Regions from separate parts of the Homo sapiens genome. Here region 1 is linked to region 2. A link is a loop called in an ENCODE intact Hi-C map of the cell type or tissue named here. Cell type or tissue: IMR-90. All regions are shown on one strand. Each heading gives the region's core, and the rest is flanking DNA. Links, peaks and the distances in the headings are about the cores only. Region 1 overlaps EXOC6B (exocyst complex component 6B). Region 2 overlaps EXOC6B (exocyst complex component 6B).

Region 1 (8,753 bases), core at 501-8,500, 79 kb before region 2:
CTTTTATGCTATAATAGCTGAGGTAAGTAGTTGTGACAGAGACCATATGACATGGGAAGCTTAAAATATCCACTATCCAGTCTTTTACAGAAAAGGTTTGCCTGTAGATCCAAGGCAGGGAGGGCAGTATGCTCTGAAATTCTCTCAGATGTAAGGCATTTAATACCTAGTAAAGAAAGAAGAAAAAAATGGCTTTAGAGAGACCCTTCCCATTATAATGAGATGGCATAAAATTCATTATCTTAACAACTGGCGTAAGAATTATTTTATGGGAGAAAAACATGTTTGGGGAAATATCCTGCTTGGTGAGACCCCCAAGGTGCCAAGACATCTAGTAGAGAAGGTAGAAGGAATTTGGTATTCTGGTTCTTGAGAGGCAGAATGTGAAGAGAGGAGATTAACTAACATGTGTGAGAAGGGCTAAGAAGAAAATCCTTCATGGTATTGTGGTTCCAGACAACTTTGGAGACCTGGGGAATCTAGTAAGTGACTTTTCAAAACTGTTTGCTGTGCAATTCATGACACAATCAACCTTCTTTACAAACCCAACCCCTCAATCCCGGTCTTTAGACAAATCCACTCTGCTCCCAATTGCTTGGGTGAATGATTTCTCTCTCTCTCTCTCTCTCTCTCTCTCTGTGTGTGTGTGTGCATATGTGTGTGTGCACAACTCAGAGCAGAAGCTGTTTCACACCTAGAAAGCTGCAGAACTGCCCTATGGAACTGGGAGTGCAGGAAGCAAGAAGGCTGGAGGTGTCTACGGATTCACAGAAATCTGGAGGAGGCCTTTGGATTTTCCATAGGCTATGGAACTGTGGTAGAGAGAGGTTCCAAATTTTTCTGATCTCTGTAGATTAAGGGGGTCAAGCTTATACCTGAGCTTTGCAACAACGGCCAGTAACAGGTTGGTTCCTGGCCCTACGTCTGAACTCCTCTTCTTTTCCCTAGTTGAGTGAAGGCAGAAGAAGAGGTAGGGGAAGGCACAAAGAGTGGCTGTGCAGCTCCCTGCTTTCCCTGCAGCCCAGCTCCAGGTGGATGGAAGCTTCATTAAGTTCTTTATCAGTGACCAATTGCCTATCAGCAGCTTCCTCTGAAAGGGAACATCACCCTGAGAAATATTTATTTGCCGCATAAATGTGGATTTATAGGTTTTCTGTCTAAAATTTTCACCTTTTCTCTCTTGGTAAAGAGAAAAAAAGAAAGATAGGGAGGCTTCAGATTCTCCTGTTGTTACCAGCTGGTGCCTAGAGGAAGACTCCCAAATAAAAATGCCAACACCAAGTATTCCTTTGAGTCCGAGACTGTCCTGTAGGGCCATTTCTCACTGATGACAGCATCTATCCTGCTGCAGGGACCAGAAGGAAAACCTATTATCACACTGGCTGATAATAACCATGTACACATACATGTTCAAGGGGAGGATGGGAGGCCCCTGTCATGGGCTGACTCAGTTGTCCCTTGTTGGGGTGGCAGAAGCAGGCAGGTGTGAATTTTCAATGGAACTGCTGCCACAGATGTTGTAGGAGAAGAAGGTAGGAGCCATGGACCAGTGTTTATTTTCTTGCAGTATAGTGTGACTTGTTAAAGGTTCCTAGGTGGGTGAATTAGGGACTATATTATTGAGTTGTTAACTAAACTACCCTCCCTCTCTGGACAAAATGACTAAGTGGCTTAAATAAAATCCCTGCAAAGAGACCACAGAGTGAAGACAATACTAACAATGTAAGTGTAAGCAAATATCGAGAAAATGGCAGAGCTCAAAAATCTCCTAATCATAATACAAGCTCTTTATCAGCCACATTATAAAATAATAATAGTAATAAGCTAATCAGATTTGATAAGTCAGTCCCCCAAATCTGAAATTATCAAAAAAGCTATTTATATTATTTGTATTCATTATTATGAAAAATGAAATTTACTTAACCTGAGTACATATTGTGCCTTGAATTATTAATATTAGTATGTGTGTATGTACAAGCAGACTTTCAAAGGTAATGATAATGTTCTGTCTATTAAACTGCAGTGGGAAGAAAGTTATATGTGGGAATAACCTTTTGCAGCTACTCAATGTCTAATTATAATTTATTAGTAAATTTTTATACACACAACTATATTAGGGGTCAGCCCTTAAAATGTCTTTTACCAACAGTGAATTTCAATCAAAAAACTTTGGAGACACTGGGTGATAACCTGCAGGAAAAACTACTGCAAATTCATAATGAAAATGATTCAAGTTATTTTTTATAAATGGATAAATTAAGAAACATAGTTGTAGAAAATTACATCTTGCCTTATATGAGTCATTATTACAAATTACAACCCAGGCATCCTATGATAGGCAGAAGAAAAAATACCTAACATTAAGGGATCGTAAAGCAGGTAATGTCCTTATACCCTGGGTAAATTTAGAATAAGCTAGGCTCTCTGTGGCCTATGAAATATGCTTGAGTCTGGTAGAAAGACTCAGCACTAGACAAATTAACTTCTTAAGATCTTTAGCCCAACTAGATATGCATTTAAAATCAATTTTGTTTACTTGGATTTGAAGGCTAGAGACTGAGTAAAATTGCAACTCAGAATTTCATTGCCAAATTTTGGAACTAATCAATAGTTTCAGCAAAGAAGCATTAGATAAGTGGTTCTTGACCACCAAGGGATCATTTTTGTTTGTTTGTTTTCCATCCATAAACTTCAAATTTCAAAAGGGTTCTGCCTCCCAAACATTTTGTTAAGTAAACACTAGTTCCCAGGAAGACGATAGTTTCAGACCTATAGTGGTGGTATATTTGTTACTTCCTTTGTCATTAAGTTCATTTTCCTCCTTTCAATTCTATTTACTAATTAGTTTTTATGTAAAAATTTAACGAGCCACTTCAAGTCTACTTTGGACATAAGTGGGATTAAATAAATAGATAAAAAGTGTTCACCAGCATGCTATCTGTCCTTGAGGGTCAAAGGAGGGGCCCAGGCATTGAGTACCATATGCATTCAGATCAAGGGAAAATCAGGCCCAAAATATTTTAAGTTCCAGTCTGCCAAAAAGTTGGGCATGATTTAGGTAAACAGAAGAGAATGAAGGGAATTTCAAGCAAAGAGACTAGTGGAAGCAAAGGAGCAGAAATAGGAGTAGCTGAGATGTATTCAAAGGAAGAAGAAAATAGACATTTCTTGAATACCTATTATGTGCCATACTGGGCTAGTTATCTTACTTACCCATTTCATTTGATCCCGAGGAAAATCAACAGCAGAAGAGGTAGGTACCTCCATTTTATAGATAAAGAAAAGAAATCCCAAAAAGGTTAAAAGAATGGGCCAAAAGGAACATATGCAGTAAGTGACAGAGTCAGGACTTGGACCCATGACAATCTGACTCCCAAGCCTGATCTTTTCCTCCATTCCCTTTCGAGCCTCTGTCAAGGGCTAATTGGATGAAAGCAGAGGGCATATAAAGGAATAGCAGTGAAGAGGCTGAAGAGGAAGTGGTGGGGTTAGACTATGCAGAGTACTGGAGTACTGACTCTCAGTCTAAGGACTTAAAAATAATCTATATTCCACGGGGAGTGGTAACATTTCAGTAGCAATTTATTTAGTGGGATAAATTTGGCAGTAGCATACAAGATGGACTAGAGGAGAAAATTTCTAATCAGGAAGATCTGAGACAATGAGGATCTGGATTGGGATGGCAACAACAGGATGACAGAGGAATGGCCACTGTCTCAGGTCGGACTGAAGGATTTGAAGGCTGACTGAATGTTGGAGGAGACAAGGAAGACTAAAATGTGATCACAAGGCAGGTTTTTCAAAATCAGTTGCCTTTAGAGACCAGGCACACAATATAAATGAATGAATCAGGCAGATGAAATATGATAGTGGGTAGTGGGGGCTATGGAAAACTAGAGTACATAATCCTCCTAAAGGCATTCACATTTAGATGTTTTAAAAACATTATGCCAATCACTCATTGGGCCATCAGTCTGAAACTTTTGTATAGGGTTTTGAAGCTGGATAGGACACAGGACAGAGCAAAGAGGAGAATGTTGGATATTGCCCCATGATCTACATGCCTCTCACATTCCCAGAGCGTTCTCTCATTGGCAGGGTATACCACATTAATTAGGGTCATTACCAGTCCTAACTTTTGCCCACCAGCTGAGCTGACATATATGTCCCACAAAGAGGACATAGGGCCAATATGAAAAGAAACATATTTCAGGTTCAAGCCAGTGTTGTCAAGCCTGCTTAGAACACCATGTTTTCAGATGAGCTAAACAAATGGCCTTCAGAACAGATCCCAAAAGAACTCTTGCCTCCAAGGAAAACCAACAAAGCATTAAGGGCCTGCTCTCTCACAGAGCAGGCTGCCTCCTCCTTTTCCCCTTTCTCTACTAGCTGGGTCCATTTTGAAAAGGACTTTTCAGATCAGGCCAAGTAAAATTATAAGGCAGAGAAAAAGAAATTTATAGATATTTACTGAGAACCAAGTGTTGGCTAAGTGACATATGTTTAACTTAGATAACGTTATTGGATCCTTTACATAATTCTGTGAGATAGGTTATTATTTTGCTAGATGTGAATAAGAAAGTAAATAAATAGCAAAGTAGTAGTAAGTACAAAGTAAGTAGTAAGTACAAAGAAAGTAGTAAATAGCAGGCCTTAGATATGAATTTAAGTCTCTTTAACTCCAAAGCTACTAGATTTGAAGTTAAGTCTCTTTAACATCCTTCTACTATGCCAAGAGCTCAGGTCTGCACTGTTCCCCATAACTGTTCTCATTCCAAACAAAAGCAGATGAACCAATACATCTCTGAGTTCTTTTGTATGTGTCTTTTGCTTAAGCTATGCCAGTACTTACACAATTCAACAGGAAACAACACTGAAATCAGATGACTACTAATCTGGGGTGCATGGGTCAGGAAAGTCCAAAGTGGGGACCATATTTAAATCCTGGTATGAGGCAACTATGACTGTGTGACAAGGGCTGGTTGAATCATTGCCTGGCTTTCCTAGCCTTTATTCATGTTTAAAGCTGGAAAGAACCTCCAAGAAGAGCAGAGCAGAAACTCAATGAGATTCCAGGAAGCAACAGAATTCACTAAGGGAACCACATGAAGAGAGAGTGGTGCAGTAAGTGTGAATATCAGACGAAAGAACAGAGTCCCACCCAGAGCTGGCTAGTGAGTCACTGTGATTTCTGACAACCACTAGGCTGTAATATTGAGCCACACACCACGGAAGATTGGAAATTCTATTTAGATTTTCAAGGTGATTTTATTAGACAGCTGACTTAAAGGGTAAGGCTACCTTACAGTTCAGCACCACACTCAATTCCAGGATCCTCAAAGGCAATGCATACAAGCAGGCCCAGTAGGTAAGTGCTTGCTAAAAATCTTGGCCAAGTCTAAGAAGCAAAACTTGCTGAAGACTATTCAGAAATACGTGTTTGTATTTGGGAGGATGGGGAAAGTGAAGAGATATGTCTTAATTTTTCTCTTTGTCTTTGCTCACTATGAATTTTTATAGGCAGAGGGTAAGGCTGGCTACGGGCCTCTGGCAGGTTTCAATGACCAAGGGCAGTTAATGCTCAAAGAAACAGTGAGGTTTTAAATTACCTAAACCCTAGTAGGACAAATAGCTTCCTCTCCACCGCCATTCCCCATCACCATGAATACCCTTCCTTTTCTATCAGAATCTCCTTTCTGTCCTCATGCCAGAAACTGTCACAATATTACTTCTCAGAATTCTCATCTAAGGGATCAAGCATCCTACATGAAACAATTTTTGCCCGAATTCTGCCTGGCATTTTCAAAACATCCTGAAACCCTAGACCTTTTAGTTTGTTCCATATTATCTGTCTTTTGGTTAACAAACATACCATTAGTCATCCTGCTTTCCTTTGGTAGCTGCAGACATATTCTTTCGGCTTTTGGGAGGTTTTTATTTTTATTTTTATTTTGAGACGGAGTTTCATTCTTCTCACCCAGACTGGAGTGCAACGGCACGATCTCGGCTCACTGCAACCTCCACCTCCCGGGTTCAAGTGATTCTCCTGCCTCAGCCTCCCGAGTAGCTGGGATTACAAGCGTGTGCCACCACCCCCTGCTAATTTTTGTATTTGTAGTAGAAACGGGGTTTCACCATGTTGGCCAGGCTGGTCTTGAACTCCTGACCTCAGGTGATCCGCCCACCTTGGCCTCCCAAAGTGCTGGAATTACAAGCATGAGCCACTGCACCCGGCTTGAGAGATTTTTAGACTTCTGAAATAGAAGAGAGAAGACCAGTACTGTAGCCCTGGATTTGTCATTAGTAGCCTTGCAACTCAGGATTCCTTCTAAAACTCACATTTACTGATGACCAGATATCTAATGTCCCTCCAGCTCTAAGATTCTAAATCTAATGAATTTCTTTTTAAAATAATTTTTATTTATTTATTTTTGGTAGAGACAGGGTTTTGCTATATTGCCAAAGCTGGTCTCAAACTTTTGTTCTCCCACTATCTTGGCCTTCCAAAGTGCTGGGATTACAGGCACAAGCCACTGTGCCAGGCCAGTGAAGCTATGGTATAGAGAGTAGTTCTTAGCATTTAGCAGAAATGGGACTGATAAAATGATAGACCGTGAGGAATTGTAGAGAACTGTACTATTATTTCATCTTGCACAGGAGGAAACTGAGGTCTGGAAAGATTCATTACAGCAAAGCTACCATGAATGGGGCTGTGGTTGGAATACAGGCCCCTGATTTGAATCCACTTTTCTTTCTAATATATGATGCAATTTAATCAGCTAGAGGAGAACAAAAATCTTTGAGAATAGTACACAGGTCAGGTGCCTAGAGAGGTGAAGGAGAAGGAAAGGGAGTTTCGTTTTTTAATTAAAAAATAAAAATAAAAGAGAATGTAAAATCCATCTTACCTCAGTGAACAAATGTTAATGATTTGTCCAGTTTACTTCAGATCCTCCCTTTGTTTTAAAAAATAAAACATCATAAATAAAGATGAAATCCCCCTGCCTTCTCTCCATTCTTTCACCTTCCTGATGAAGGCTGCTATCATGATTTTGTTATGTATCTGCTATATGTTTTTATGCTTTTAATAGATAAATAATATATGGTAATGTTCTGTTTTTTAGTTTATATATATATATACACACACACACATACTAGGCATACATATGTGACATTATACATAATATTCTGCAACTTGCTTTTTTCATTCAATCTTATGTTTTCAAGATCCATCCATGTTGATCCATCTAAATCTAGTTCATTTAACTGCCAAATAGTGTTTTCCACCGCAGAAGTATACTTAAATATACTACAATGTATTCATCAATTTTTTCATGATGGAAATTTGTACAGTTGTGTTTCCAGATGATAGAAGAATGGGGTGTTGCTTGTGCCCAGAAAGCAGGCAGCCTGCTAGGTGAGTATGGTGAGAAGGGGTTATCATCCTTTATCACTATATATGTGAAATGATGTAAAAAAAAATAGCAGGCCATTTAGTGAACCAGCTTAAATACTCCCTGAATTTGATCCCACAGCAAGTGGCAGAGAAAACTCAGATGATTAGTTCAGGAAGGACTCTTAATGAGATAACTGAAAGGAAATTCATCTCTCCTTGGAAGAGAACATGGAGAGGAATAAAGAAAGCACAGTAAAGCTGACATCACTATGCCTACCCTGACCAGAATTAAGATAAACACAAACTATTTCTTCTCTGAATTGTAATGTTAGGGAGTTACATCCCCATTTCTAAGTCTTTGGGAATGGATCAGCAAGTCTCTATAAGATTTTCAAAAGTATTTGAGGCTGACCCAGGATGGTAGAGAGGAACAGGCTCTGCTTCCATAGTTATTGTGTGAGGTTGCAAGTTATTGAATTGAGAGTCCAAGTTTACATTTTCCTTGAACTTCAATAAATTACTGAATTTATTGAATTCAGCTAAGTGCCCACTACCAGTGTTTGGGTTGGATGGGAAGAAGATACTAGGAGAAAAAAGAAACCTCCTTGTTGTGGGAAAGCTTGGTATCATTCTCAAAGATGCTAGGATGGAAAGACTTCTTGCCTTATTCTACATGGACAAGCTTAATCTTCTAATTTCTTGTGTGGCTAAGCAATAAGGTCTTAGTCTCTGATGGCAAGGAAGCCTTGATCCAACATTAGATCTATGTATTTATCATTTCTGGTCTATATATGGCTTGTTGTGCAGCAGTTTCTCAATCAGGTGAATTTTTAAAAACCTGCTCCAATTTCTTGAATAAGGATATGAGAGGAGACACAGTAAGTGAAAGCACTTGAAAACTTCATCTTGTTATTATAGTTAACAACACCATTACCACAGGGTATCCTTATTATTCAAGGAGATTTTTAAAAAGCAACTAAAAACTGCCCTTTGTGAACTTTAAAACAACAGGAGTTGTTCTGACTTTTGCTTCAATGTAATATAGACAGCAGCCCCTGGCTTTCATCCAAGTTACAATTCCCTTCTCCCAACCCCAGAACCATCATGTCCATATTCTGTGTGAGCCCAGGACAGACAGGTATTCTCCAGATTAGCATTTATCCACATGGCTTGTTCTGTGGAAGCAGAGTTCCCTCTAGGACCTTACCAAGGGCCAGATCATAAGCAGTGATTATTTGAAGGGGAACACCCACAGTTTATACCATGAGCAAGCTGTGGGAGAAAAAAACCTATTTTTTTTACCTGAGATCTCTCCCATGTCTACAAGAAAATCATTCAGAAGTAGATACTAAGGTGA
Region 2 (8,753 bases), core at 402-8,401:
TGATATGCTGCAACAAATCTTTGTGTAAGGTGTTCAAGAAGTATAGAGGGTGGGCCAGTCCCTCCCTGGGAGAGTCAGGGAAAGGTTCACAGGGGAGGAAGCATCTGACCTGAATCTTAAAAGTTGAGTAAATGTTTGCCAGAGAAATAAGTGCCTAAAGGGAAGAAACTTTGCTATGTCATGCTTGGGGAACAGCAACACATTTGATGTGGATATACCAAGAGAATGGTAGAAAATTAAACTGGAAAGGCAGGCAGGGGCTGGCCTGAGAAGGTACTTATATGCAAGGGCTTAGGACCTTCCTTGGAGGTGATAGACCTTGAAGAGTTTTAAGCAGAGGAATGATCAATTTAATTTGTCTTTCAGAAAGGCCACTTTAGCAGTAATGGGGGTGGGGACGGGTCTACTATGCGAAAGCAGTGGGAACACTGAGAAAAATATGTAAAATAACTATGATAAAGTTTATGATACATGCTGATGTTAATGTGGATATCTATGTAAGTTTTATAATATATCTGCCACCATTACACATGCTATAGACAATATAATAAGAGTTCAGCGTTTGGAATGAAATGATGAGGGAAGGCTTCACAGGAAGGCAGGTACTGAGAAACAAATTAATCCCAGAGTATAGAAATAGAACAAATAAACTATGATGCTTCTAACTATCTGAATGTGTCTGTAAGTTGGAGAACATGTACCAGACATTGAAATCAGAGAAATAAAATTACCTGAGGTCCTACACATTTAGACAAATACTCCAAGTTACACAGAAATATAACACAGAAGTCCAACAAAATCTAAACAGGATCCTGAAATGGGACTGTAAAGTCAATTTTTTAAAATACTAAGCTGACATGATCATGCCTATAATTGGTGTAAAGATTCTAGTCCATTTCTAAGCTTGTGCATTTGATTGAGATAAAATACACTGGACAAATACAAAGTATTTTGCAATGTCGAACCTTAATCACCAACCAAGTGAAATGACATTTACTTGAGATAAGGAGCCTGGGTTACCAGTGAGTACCTTGTAAAGTTTCTTTTTCATTTAAGTATTCTACAGGAAAGACAAGAGTATTTAACACAGGCTGCTATTAAGGGAGGAGTTTGGGAAGACAAAGCAGGTTTATATGTGTGTCCTAACTGAAACTTCTTTTGAAATAGGAAAACTTCAGCGTCACTTATACACATAAATACTTAAACTAAGCAGAGACGTGAACAATTAGATCATTCCAATCTCATGAATAGTGTAAATCCACCCCGTAATAAAAGCCATTTTGGATTATTATTCTTTGTTTATTAAGCCAACAGAAGCATTCATTCCAGCCAGCCTGTCAAAAGCACAGAGTGAAGCTAAACAGTTTGTTTAGTCTAACGAAAGATGTTCTCAGCCAAAACAAAAGGGACCCAAATTTTTTTGCTTTTATAAAGTGTAACTTTACCGTGGAATGATATTACATAATTAGAGGGAATAGATAAGAAGACAGAGGCAACAGAATGATGCAGAGTTCTTTTTTATTCAGTGTGACAAAGGGATGAGATGGATTTTTTTGCCAGTCTAAAGCAGTGACCAGCTGTCATGAGTGACTGTCAAATAAATCGTTTACAGTATTCCCTTAACCTAGTACCCACTTGATAACTGTAGCACCATTATTCAATTTCGTCGATTATGTGAGCTAGTAATTTGCATATTTACTTTAAAATAACATTTAATGGACAAGATAGAGTTAAAGTTTATCTGAGATACATTCATTCTACACCATAAATGACTTCACCACCCCTCCCTGTCATTAACAATGCTAAGTTACTGCTGTAGGGTTTTACCTACCTCATTTTGAATAGTTCCATAAAGTTGTCTAACCCATGTGTCAACAGACCACTTGGAGTTCAAGCAACACTTCATGGCTCACAGCTGGTAATTACAAAGTTTCCCTAAACATGTAGATGCTATATGATTTCCAAATTGCAATAATCTTCTAGGCCACTATCAGGCCTGGTAACCTCTCATCACTTCAGAAATCAATTCACAAAGTGAGCATGTCAAGTCATTTTCCTCAGCAGTTTTAACCAATGTTATGCTTCACATAGACATGGATGGTCAAACTCATTTTTATTTTCTTATTAGTGCTGCTCAATTAATCCTCAACCCTCTTACAATCAGCACTAAAAAAGATATAATCTTTCTACAAGTACAATTGGCCCTGGACATATCCTGATTTCACCTGTTCAGGTCTCTGGGTATTCAATAAAGCAAGTTCAGCCGCTGTGCCAAGAGGCCACACAGAGTTCAAGGTAACACCTCACAGCCATCAGCAGGTTAATTATAATTTCATTTTCAAACACACCGACTACATGCTTGTTTCAACTCCAAATGACCTTACCTGCTTAATTTTTTTTGGGGGGTGGTGGTCTACATGGAGTAAATTTCTGTCAGCAAAGCTGAGAGGCCACTCGGAGTTCATGGTAACAATTCATATTTGTAACAGGTTGCCCAGACCTAAATCCTCACCTTCAAACATTCCTGAGAGAGCACTTAGTAGCTATGAAGGAAGTAGGGAGTGGGGGATGGAGAAGGAAGAGAGATGGAGATAGAGGAGGGTGGAAAAGGGAAGGAGAGACACAACACCTGACCTCTGGAGTGTTTTGAGGGGTTCAGTGTCAATGGCCATTTTAGTGAGGTGATTCTGGCTCATGGGAGAAGGGCCTCCACTTTGGGGGTAGACTCTTACAGGAGTTTCTAGATACCCGATGACTGCATCACTGCCAGAAACAAAACTGGCTCAAAAGCAGCCTTGTATTAAATTCTTAAGTGATCACAATAGTGGAAGTTTGATTCTGCATGGAAGGGACCTGGGACAAAAGCTGAATTCCTGCTACTCTCTCAGTGAGTAGGTATAGAAAAGGAAGTTCTCAGAGAGGTAGGTGTTTTCTCCAGACAAGGGCTCTTTCTCTTATCATTTAGGCTGAAAGAGCCCAGTTAACATCAATGAGAGGAGTCATTTCAGATGTGATTTTTTTACATGTATCGTGTGCCAGAATGACAAGTTTTGTAAAAATGCTCTCTAGGACCAACTGACCCATTTTCCTACTTAAAATCTCAAACTAGTGGCCTGAAAGCTTTTTCTCAGGAATGCTTTCTGCTTAACTCATCACTCACACTGTGTGAAGTGAAATGGAAATCTCATTTCCCATTTCACAGAGCTAAGCTGATTTTTGTTTTAATTATTTTTTTCAAATGATATAAATGACTCAACTGCTCATAGTATTAACTTGTTCATTTTGTAAGTTGACTTAAAGAGACCAAAAATAAGTATAGAATCCAATAACATATTTTATTCTTGGCCATCTATTCCTCTTGAAACAATTATGAGTAGTATGGGACCTTACCTCAACTTGCTTTAAGTCTTCCCTGGCACTTAAATCACCACCTGGTTGGTCTGCATGTGCTTTCTTACAGCCTGATATGCCTTGTCAATCTTCTTTGATAAAACGACAATTTCTATACTGTTCACTCATTCCTTCTTCAGAGGATCATTTTGGCAAACAAGTGAGTAGTATAACAGCCCCTTTCACTCCTAAATCTTAACCACAGATTATCTCAATGCTGATTTCCAAATCAGGGAGGTAATTTTTGGTTGCTGCAAGACCATAAAGCATTTAGTTAAGTGCCCTCCCATAAAAGACTGAATGTTTTGTTATTGTTGCTGAATCCAGTGATTTACATTTTTTCAGTTGCAGAGCCTTTCTTCCCCACAAATAAATTTTATAAAAAAGTCCAATATATAAAAATATAGAGTCAAAGCTGCTTATGCAAATTTATGATTTCCAAATTGCAATAATCTTCTGGTTAAACCACCCAGACACCTATCAGCTCAGTCCTTCAACCTTCCTCCATTCCCCCAACTTCTACCACCACAGCATAGAATCATACCCAAGGGAGCTCAATAGAACTACTGGCTTCTATGCAACACAGCTTCAAAGCTAGTAAGATATGGATGTTGGTAATAATTAGAAAGTATGTATTTGTTTTTTTTTTTTCTTTTTCTGGAGATAGTCACCCATGCTGGAGTGCAGAGTACAGTGGCACAATCTTGGCTGACTGCAACCTTCGCCTCCTGGGTTCAAGCAATTCTTGTGCCTCAGCTTCCTGAGTAGTTGGGATTACAAGCGCCCACCACCAAACCCAGCTAATTTCTTCGTATTTTCAGTAGTAGTGAGGTTTCACCATGTCAGACAGGCTGGTCTTGAACTCCTGACCTCAAGTGATCCTACTGCCTCAGCCTCCCAAAGTGCTGGGATTACAGGTGTGAGCCACCATGCCTGGCCAAAAGTAGGTATTTGTAAGTAGCAAATCATTTCACCAAAATTAATTATACCCCATTTTTTTTTATATAAAATTATCATCTCCATTCTGTAACCCCAGTGGACACTGGCTGTTTTTCACCTTTCTTCCAAGGTTACTAATTTTGCTCAGTTGCAATATATATGTATGAAATAAAAACCAGAAATTGTAAAAATTAAAAAAAATTATCATCTCTTGAAGGCGGGAGCTTTGGCCTGTTTATACGTTCTTCTCATAAGTCACAGCCCATACTAAGCATTCAAAAAATGTTTGCTACATTAAACTCAAAAAATACACTATCTGCTTCAGATAGGAAAAATTTACTTTCAGTGCAGAATTTGTCATTTTGAGTGAGCAGGAATGAAATCTCCTTCTCTTCCTCACTCTGCATTCACCCAGAAATCCTGAGTCATCACAGGGATCATATGAGACTAGTCATCACATCAGACTCTATTCATTGCAGAAACACTCCATTTGACCTTCAACAAGGTGACAACCTCCATGCATCTCAACTTTCCTTAATGAGAAATGTAGAGGGACAATTGAAAGCTGAGGCCTTCAATACAGCATATTTGGTCTCAACTTTCCCACTTATAAATGGCAACAATTAAACTGATCTTTTCCCTTGTCTGACATTCAAAGGAGGTGGTGAGTGTCAAACCAAGGCAAAGAAGTCATTTAATGTCTGCTTTTCATTTTAAGAGAATTGTTCCTTCTCAATCAACAATCAGCCAAATATATATTGATATCCTCTGGGGTCCTAAAAAGAACATTGAACTTGAAGTCAAAACACTGGGACTCAAATTTAGAATTTGCTACTTAATGGCTGTATGATATTGATTGAGAACACTTTGGCATCTGTTTCTCATCTCTGTAGGTGGCATAATAATTGCTACCTCACAAGATTATTCTTCAGATAAAAAATAGGATTTATGAAAATATCTAGTACTGTTCCTAGTGCATATTTGATTTAGGGCCTCATGTGAGACCCTAGGTACATAAAGGGTTAAAGGAGACATACAAAAGAAATGTATCGACTTTGCAAGTAAATTGCCACAATTTTGAATACTGAGGCAATTTGTATTTAATATCCACAAGGCTCAAGGATACAAGCTCACCTCTAGGGGATTAAAGCTGTGGGATGAGTGTGGAAAAAACTCATGGCTCTGGGTTTGTTCCAGGGTAAGCCTCAGGATATATTAAATTCAACTAGATTCAGGACACTACTAAGATAAAAGGCAGAATCAGAGCCATATTCAATTTGTAGGGCAAGTATACCAATAGTTGCTCCATGATACCAAAAGGATTTTCATTCCAATCACCATATCCTTCCCTTCACTATCTCTTCCTTCTTACTCTGTTTCTCTCTTCCTCTTTAGTATTTGAATCAGGGCTAACCTGGATCTAGAACAGAGAGACTGGATATTCTCAGAAGTGAAGAGTCCTGTGGTCACAGTACTATATTCCAGTGCTAAGATCTGTTCCTGTATTCCTCTGCTAGGCCTTCTGGAGTTACAAAATCACACTTTAGTTTCCCTTTATGTGACCCAGTCCTTAAATTAGAATTTAAATGGCTAGAGTAGAGGATCAGATGGATTTGGAAATTTGGACCTTGATGCACACAAAAATTGTATAAGGGCCCAAATATTAAAGAGTAGCTTTTTTTGTATGTGATAAAACATGATTCTGAGCTACAGACCATATTCTTCACAAAATTTTAATAGCAAAGGAACTCCTACTAAATTTACCTTTCTCTTATGGATCAACATTATTGAAATAGCAGAAAAAGTGTAGATAATTTTTCTTTCTTTTTTATGTTTTTGAGACAAGGTCTGGCTCTGTTGCCCAGGCTGGAGTACAATGGTGTGATCTCAGCTCACTGCAACCTCTGCCTCCCAGGCTCAAGCCATGCTCCCACCTCAGCCTCCCGAGTAGCTGGGACTACAGACATGCACAACCATACCCAGCTAATAATATTTGGGTTTTTTTTGTTGTTGTTGTTTTTGTTTTTTTTAAGAGACAGGGTTTTGCCATGTTGCCCAGGCTGGTCTCGAATTCGTGAGCTCAAGTGATCCACCCACCTCAGCCTCCCAATGTGCTGAGATTATAGGCTAAATTTAGATAACTTTTTTAAAGGTACTGAGCCATTTAGAAACTCATGACTGAGGAATAACAACATCTAACAATGATGGCAACAACAACAAAAATCTGCTTTACTGAAACCAAGAAATGCTTCTTAAAAATACATTTTTCATTTGTCTCATGGCAAGCATTTATTGAGTACTTAATCTATGTAGGGCCTTAGTCATTACAACTTCTGGTCTTCATTAATTTTTTTTATCATTCTAGTTCTTCCATTTTCCTCCTTTCTTTACTTTTATTTCTCTGTTTCATTATCATATTCTTTTTTTGAGAGTCCTATCATAGATCAGTGATGAAGCAGGCATCACTTATGCCTGCTTCATAAATTAATTCAGATATGTTTCAAACACATTAACTCACTACTTTTTCTGCTTCTTTTTACACACCTGTGCTCATAACCCTTTTTTTTTAGAAAATGTCAAGATAACACAGATGTTAGAATTAAGCAAAAAGAAATGACCTGTATACCAATATGGGTATAAAAGTTTAAAATGTTAACCTATAAGAATCACTGGACATTAAAATTAAACATAACTTCAGAGATCATTTAATCTAGCCATGCTTAGGAACCCTTGAGGTTTCAAAGTGTTAAAGGTGGTAATGACATCAGTTAGAATTTCCATTTTAAGTCACTAAACAAGTTTTGGGGTATCATGGAGTAATTTGTAGCAGACCAATATTCTATCAAAGACAATTAGAAAAACCAGAGACAAACATTTTAAAAAATAAAAAGGCTGCTTGGAAGCATCAGAGAGTTGCTGAGGCATCCAGGACTTGAGGATACAAGATCTGGAAGAGAAAGGGAGCTCACTGAGATGAATACAAAATGCCACATACCATATATTTTTGGTGTTGAAAGAGAGGCAAAGAGGCTAAGAGAACTGCTGGCAAACTCACAGCTGGATAAACAAAAACGAGTTTGATGATGCCAGGGGAGCAAGAGTGCAGAGAAAAGGGAAGAACAGAAAACAGCCTATTGGCATAGGCCAATGCTAAGCTATAGAGGGCAAAGGGCAGAAAGCCAAGCAGAAAATGGCTAAAAAATAGAGTTATCTGAAGACTCCTAATGCTGACAAGATAAAAATTGGAGTCCAGGTTCCACCTAGAAGGAGCCTTGCTAAAATGCACTATGCTCCCAGTTGGGACACATAAAGGGATACCTATAATAGTTGGTATGAGCAAAATGTAGACTGAACCTTCGAAAAACTACATTGCTGCAAAACTGCATTGCTGCTGCAGAACTACAAAGTTCCTGAATGTATTGAGGTGATGATCCCCTTTACTCTGGATGCCTGCCAGAAAATAGAATGAATCTCTCTAGAAGAGAATATCCAGGGCCACTACAATTTTTCATGTCTAATGGCTGGGATTCAGTAAAAAGTTATCAGACTTATCAAGAACAGAGATATGAGAAAAGCAGACAATAGAAACAGTACTACAGGTGAGTGAAATCAGAAATAGACTTTAAAATAGAGAATAAAATACAGAATTTCACCACACAATTGAAATATTTAAAAAATAAATTCTAGCTCTGAAAAAAAGAATAGTTAAAACTAAGAATATAGCAGAGAGATTTAAGAACAGATTGGATAGAGGATGAGTAAACTGGAACACTGGTGAGTACAAAATGTCTAGACAGAAGCAAAATCTAGACTGAAGCGGAAAGCAAAACAACATATGTGCATATACAGTCCCAGTGGAAGATGGAGAATGGGGGAAAAAGACAATTTGAAGATATAATAACTGCAAATTTTCTAAACTGATGAAAGACATCAAGTCAGGTTCAAGAGGAATCTTAAACCCTACACAGGAAAAACACAAAGAAAACCATGTGCCAAGGCACATTAGAGTAAAACTGCCAAAAACTGAAGATGAAGAGAACATTCTGGGCAACACAGTGAGACCACATCTCTAAAATAATAAAAATTTTAAATAGACAAATAAGAAAGATACATCATCTTCCAAGAAGCTGCAACAAGACTGATACCTGACTTCATTTTTTAAAATGAGAGAAACCAGAAGACAATGGAACTACATATTTGAATGCTAAAAGAAAATAATTGGCAACTTAGAATTCAATACCCAAGGAAAATGTTCTTCAATAATGAAGCCCTCCTCACCCCCTGCCAACAAAAAGACTTTTCCAGGCAAACAAAAGCTGAGATGATTCAACATCTGTAGGCCTACACTAAAATAAATATTTTTTAAAATATGAAAAGCAACAAAAGGGTAAATAGATGGATACATGTAAATAAATATTGTCCAT

Evidence for each region. Peaks named below come from ENCODE experiments on the same cell type or tissue, not always from the same donor. Only the 100,000 strongest peaks of a DNase experiment are listed, where the experiment ranks them.
Region 1: it touches region 2 in a loop (2.0-fold over the local background); 2 of 110 quality-filtered maps call a loop at or near these places.

The regions. Positions count from the first base shown.
Region 1 is chr2:72,193,961-72,202,713 of GRCh38, forward strand. All of the region lies in intron 20 of EXOC6B (exocyst complex component 6B), which reads right to left. Among named protein-coding and RNA genes, the nearest start is that of CYP26B1, 50 kb to the left of the region's middle. In IMR-90, for the core only: a CTCF peak has its summit at 5,202; no DNase peak of the experiment used is centred there.
Region 2 is chr2:72,273,465-72,282,217 of GRCh38, forward strand. The region is part of intron 20 of EXOC6B (exocyst complex component 6B); the gene reads right to left. Among named protein-coding and RNA genes, the nearest start is that of CYP26B1, 130 kb to the left of the region's middle. In IMR-90, for the core only: no CTCF peak of the experiment used is centred there; a DNase peak (open chromatin) is centred at 4,747.